Regions from separate parts of the Homo sapiens genome. Here region 1 is linked to region 2. A link is an interaction called in ENCODE POLR2A ChIA-PET data of the cell type or tissue named here. Cell type or tissue: K562. All regions are shown on one strand. Links, peaks and the distances in the headings refer to the core of each region. The heading gives the core; the rest is flanking DNA.

Region 1 (2,904 bases), core at 290-2,789, 240 kb after region 2:
GTTCCGAGTGGGCGTGGGCTCGGCGGGCCCGCACTCGGAGCGGCCAGCCGGCCGGCCTGCAAGCCCCAGGCAGTAAGGGGCTTAGCACTTGGGCCAGCAGCTGCTGTGCTCGATTTCTCGCCGGGCCTTAGCTGCCTCCTGGCAGGGCAGGGCTCGGGACCTGTAGCCCGCCATGCCTGAGCCTCCCCACCCCGCAGCCATGGGCTCCTGTGCGGACCAAGCCTCCCCGACCAGCGCCGCTCCCGGCTCCACGCCGCCGAGTCCCACCGACCACCCAAGGGCTGAGGAGTGCGGGCGCACGGCGCGGGACTGGCAGGCAGCTCCACCTGCGGCCCAGGTGTGGGATCCACTGGGTGAAGCCAGCTGGGCTCCTGAGTCTGGTGGGGACTTGGAGAATCTTTATGTCTAGCTAAGGGATTGTAAATATACCAATCGGCACTCTGTATCTAGCTCAAGGTTTGTAAACACACCAATCAGCACCCTGTGTCTAGCTCAGGGTTTGTGAATGCACCAGTCGACCCTCTGAATCTAGCTACTCTGGTGGGGACTTGGAGAACCTTTGTGTCCACACTCTGTATCTAGCTAATCTAGTGGGGACGTGGAGACGTTTTGTGTCTAGCTCAGGGATTGTAAACACACCCATCAGCACCCTGTCAAAACGGACCAATCAGCTCTCTGTAAAACAGACCAATTGGCTGTCTATAAAATGGACCAATCAGCAGGATGTGGGTGGGGCCAGATAAGAGAATAAAAGCAGGCTGCCCGAGCCAGCAGTGGCAACCTGGTCAGGTTTCCTTCCATGCTGTGGAAGCTTTGTTGTTTCATTCTTTGCAGTAAGTCTTGCTACTGCTCACTCTTTGGGTCCACACTGCCTTTATGAACTGTAACACTCACCGCGAAGGTCTGTAGCTTCACTCCTGAAGCCAGCAAGACCACAAACCAACCAGGAGGGACTAACAACTCCAGACGCGCTGCCTTAAGAGCTGTAACACTCACCGTGAAGGTCCGCAGCTTCGCTCCTGAAGCCAGCGACACCACGAACCCACCGGGAGGAACGGACATCTCCAGATGCGCCGTATTAGGAGCTGTAACACTCACCGCGAAGGTCTGCAGCTTCACTCCTGAGCTAGCGAGACCACAAACCCACCAGAAGGAAGAAACTCCGAACACATCCGAACATCAGAAGGAATAAACTGCGGACATGCCCCCTTTAAGAACTGTAACACTCACTGCGAGGGTCCACGGCTTCATTCTTGAAGTCAGTGAGACCAAGCACCCACCAATTCCGGACACACTGGGTTCCAAGGCGAAGTACTCCACTTACCTCTTCTTCCCCCAAGCAAACAGTGTCTCTCTTCACACAGCTGTGCTGGGTTGGGGGAGGGTACACGGGTACCCCTATGGCCACTGAGGCTGAGACAATATTGAGTCACACCCCCAGAATTCATGCCATGAGACCAGCCCAGCACCAGGATGTGCCTAAGGCCGACAGGTAGCTACAGCCTGCCTGCAGCTAAGGTTTATCTGACTGCTGCAGCTGGCCGGCAGTGTTGCGGGCCAGAACACGAGGCTGTTCTGCCAGGGCCGCAGGTCCCCTTGGGTGTTGGGCGGGTTGAGAGGCTTCCCCTGTATGCCAGCCTGGCATCAGGGGCTGAGAGTTCTTGCTTAGTGCTGGCTTTTTACTGAAGTGGGCCTGGTCCTGGGTTGTAAAGCAAAGTCCTATGCGCGCTTCCCTGTCCTTTCCCAAGAGGGCGCTCCCGGTTAGGATTTGGCAGTCGGCTCTGAGGATGAATGGAAACGCCTGGGACCCAGGTTAGGGGATGTGTAGCCTAGCTGTCATTTCCAGCCTAGAGCTCTATGAGTCAGTCTCCCCAAACATTTATCTCCCTCTAAGACCTGCTCTTTGGCATCAGAACGGATTACATGAATACACATTCCTCCTTCTCTAATTCTTGCCTACCCGCATTGTATTTTCACAGAGATTCCATCGTGCCTGGCTCACATAAGCGCTTCCTGGAAGTGAAGTCGTGCTGTCCTGAACGCGGGCCAGGCAGCTGCGGCCTGGGGGTTTTGGAGTGATCACGAATGAGCAAGGCGTTTGGGCTCCTGAGGCAAATCTGTCAGTCCATCCTGGCTGAGTCCTCGCAGTCCCCGGCAGATCTTGAAGAAAAGAAGGAAGAAGACAGCAACATGAAGAGAGAGCAGCCCAGAGAGCGTCCCAGGGCCTGGGACTACCCTCATGGTCATTAGACCCCTCCCGTTTTCCTCTTCTTGACTGCATGTAAATGTTCGGCTCACCCCCTCCGCTCTGAAGCCGCAGAGCTTTGTATTCGACGGCTCATGCTTTCCTGTGCCTGAGTTTCTGCATCTTTTAGATGGGGATACAGCCTGGGCCATAGTGAAACCCTATCTGTAAAAAACAAAAACAAGGTCGGGCGCGGTGGCTCATGCCTGTAATCCCAGCAGTTTGGGAGGCCGTGGCAAGTGGATCATGAGGTCGGGAGTTTAAGACCAGCCTGGCCAAAATGGTGAAACCCCGTCTCTACTAAAAATACAAAAATTAGCTGGGCGCAGTGGCAGGTGCCTGTAATCCCAGCTACTTAGGTGGCTGAGGCAGGAGAATTGCTTGAACCTGGGCGGCAGAGGTTGCAGTGAGCTGAGATCACGCCACTGCACTCCAGCCTGGGTGACAGAGTGAGACTCTGTCTCAAACAAACAAACAAACAAATGGGGGTAATAATAGTACCAAGCACATAGGGTTGTTGGGAGGATTAAATGGGGTCATCTGTGGAAACTGCTTTAAGCCAGTGCTGGGATTCTAGAGGCACTTAGCATTAGTTCCCATCTTTACTGCTACCTTTGTATGGGTCTGTCTGGAAGCAATGTGCTCCTGATAGTCTGGGA
Region 2 (2,904 bases), core at 289-2,788:
GCTAACACAGTATGTATCAGTTGGCATTCTGCGGCAGGCTCTTGCACCCCAGCCATCAGCAACGCCTATGAGGAGTCAATGACAAAACATTTTCCAATCACCTAATACTACTCCATCCATTGTAGGAGCTTGGGGAAGGACAGAAGGTGGACCTCAACCTGCCCACTGTCAACAGTACAGACCAAAAGACCCACACCTTCCTGACCCACTAATCTAAGAGCCCTGCCCTCAGGGGTGATGAAAGGCCTCTGGGTGGGGAGAAAGCCTCATTGAGGATGTGGGAAAACACAACCAAAGGAGAATCCCAAAAAAAAGCTGTTCTCCTCAAGGGCCGGAATCCAATCTATAACGTCGGTGCAGAAGTCAGTGCAGTTACTTTTGCCGTTACTTTTAATAGCAAAAACCGCACTGACTTTTGCACCAACCCAACACTCTGCTTAGCACCATGTACTCAGTTCCAGGCACACAGCAGGTGCTCAATAAGGTTCTGCTGATTAAAGGGCTACCCGGTCACCTACACTTGGGCAGACCCAGGAAGCTGGCTGGTTGGTAGGCCGTACAGGGCAACCTCCAGGCCACTGCACACAGGGACTCAGAGAATGCCAAGCCTCCAGCAGTCCGAAGGGAGAGAAATACCTCACGAGATGACCGGAGAACTTGTGGGAAACATGCAAGGTCCTACCAAGGCACTCGGGTCAGGTCGCTTCCTCCCTCTTGCAGGGGCAGAGCCTGCAGCTAAGGCTTTCCGACGCTGGCCCAAAACACAGCTGGCAGGAGACTAACCTGGAACAGAATATGGGGTTTCTCAGGTGTCTCGCCTGCCTGTCGTCACTGCCACAGAACCACAAAATACACTGCAGTCAAGGCTCAGCACCATCTGAAAGGTCATCTAGGCCCACCAGCCACCCCACACCTGCCTATCGATGACATGTCAACGGCACCAAGCTGAGCAGCTTGCAATCAATGTTCATTTCTCAAGGATTCGATTTCTGTGTAGAAGACCAAAATAGGCTGGGTGTGGCGACTGATGACTGTAAACCCAGCCCCTTGGGAGGCTGAAGCAGGAGGATTGCTTCAGAAGGAGTTCAAAACCAGACTGGGCAATATAGCAAGACCCTCATCTCTACAAAAAATTAAAAAATTAGCCAGGCATAGATGCACACCTGTCGTCCCAGCTACCCAGGAGGTCGAGGCTGCAGTGAACCATGGTTGCACCACTGCATTCCAGCCTGGGGATGGAGCGAGATCCAGTCTCAAAAAAAAAAAAAAAAAAAAAAAAACCCAAAAAGCAACAAAAAACAAAAACCAAAAAACGAAAACACAATTTCTCTTCTGCCATGGTTCTCAGTTTCTCCACCTTCTCGGCATTCTTCCGCAAGTTTCTATCGGTAATCAATGTCTATGCCCATATCATCTGCCTTCCCTCCAATGATAGCGAGCGACATCTGCCGCATGTCTCGCTGAAGCCAGCCTCTGCCTGTGCTTCTGATCCTGTCCCCGTTCTTACTCAAGCATGCTGCCTCCCACACTGGTCCCTTCCCTGCAGTGATCCTCCCTCACCCCACTGAACTGTCTTCAGCAAGGACACGTCTTTCAACACCCAGTCCTGACCCCACCCGCTCCAACTAACTTACTCTGCTCCCCTTGACAGCAAAACTCGCTGAAAGAATTGTCAATGCTTTGTTCACAACTTTCTCTTCTCCCACTATCTTTGAACCTCCAACAAGTAGACCTTGTCCTCAGCCCTCCACAGAAATGCCTCATCAAGGTCATGAATGACTTCCATGCTGTCCAATCCAATGATCAATTCTCAAACCTTGTTTTCCTCAACCTGTCTGCAGCACAAGTCACAGCTCACTACCGTCTGCCCCCCCACAACCCCACCGGCCTCCAGGACAAGGGGACACTACTCTCTGGGTCCTGCTGTGACCTCATAGCCCCTCTCTGCGTCCTTTGCTGGTCCCAGACCCATCCCAAGCCTCTGCACGTTGAAATGGCCCCGGAATCAACTCAGTCTCTGATCTCTTTTGAAACTACATCTCCTTCTACATCAGTGGCTTTTAAACTGTGATCTGCAGTTTAAAAAAAGAAGTTTCATACTGTGATCTAGGACACAGCTCTCTTTTCACATAAATTTAATTTTTAAAAAATGTTTCATAGGGCAAAATTCCCCTATCAGTTGGCATAAAAGGAAACATTTTACAACAGCCCTTACTACCGAGATATTGTTTTCAATTCTATTTCGTTTTTTGAAAATTGCTGGTGCCCACTGTATTGACTTCATGACCCACGGAGACACAAGCCACTGTGAAAGCTGTGCCCTGGAGGATCCTCCCTCCCGTAGATTTATCTACACAGTATCAATAACCAATGGTGCCTTAATATTTATTTCCTCTCTCCTGAACTTGTGCGACCAATCACTTGTGTGACTTTTCTACCTGGATGTTTGACAGGCATCTCTAGCTTAAAGCACTGGAGGCAACACTCTGATGCCGCTCGCCAGAGCCTGTTCCTTCCCTAGTGTTCTGCATCTTGGTAAACAACACCGCCAGCTACCCGGACACTCAACCCAAAACCTTGCCCCCGTCTGCATTTCTGTCACATCCCACGGTCCGTTCTTCAGAAAATTCTGTGTTCTACCTTCAAATACAGCCAAATCCAACCACTTCTCACCATGTCTTCTCTATCATCCTCATTGAGACACCACCAGCTCTCACTTGCTCATTGCATGAGCCTCCCCTACTTCTGCTCCTCCAAACCCACCCTCCAGAATATTCCACAAAGCAGCCAGAGCATCCATTTAAAACACCCATCAGACACGTTGACTGCCACATCCCAGCCCCAGGTCAGATCCTGCCACCCTCCCCAACACCCTTAGGCCCAGCCACATGGCCTCTCTCCTGC

Evidence for each region. ChIA-PET counts read pairs that join two places held together with the same protein. Peaks named below come from ENCODE experiments on the same cell type or tissue, not always from the same donor. Only the 100,000 strongest peaks of a DNase experiment are listed, where the experiment ranks them.
Region 1: POLR2A ChIA-PET joins it to region 2 with 5 read pairs; 3 of 35 experiments call an interaction of 5 or more read pairs at or near these places.

The regions. Positions count from the first base shown.
Region 1 is chr22:18,155,579-18,158,482 of GRCh38, forward strand. It overlaps USP18 (ubiquitin specific peptidase 18), which reads left to right. Exons shown (of 11, transcript NM_017414.4): 2 at 1,980-2,242. The coding sequence starts at 2,086. Among named protein-coding and RNA genes, the nearest start is that of USP18, 6.9 kb to the left of the region's middle. RefSeq lists an enhancer at 1-245. In K562, for the core only: a CTCF peak has its summit at 1,748; a DNase peak (open chromatin) is centred at 1,753; H3K27me3 peaks cover 1,017 bases.
Region 2 is chr22:17,914,801-17,917,704 of GRCh38, forward strand. All of the region lies in intron 1 of MICAL3 (microtubule associated monooxygenase, calponin and LIM domain containing 3), which reads right to left. Among named protein-coding and RNA genes, the nearest start is that of MIR648, 65 kb to the right of the region's middle. In K562, for the core only: no CTCF peak of the experiment used is centred there; DNase peaks (open chromatin) are centred at 1,561 and 1,891; H3K4me3 peaks cover 1,160 bases.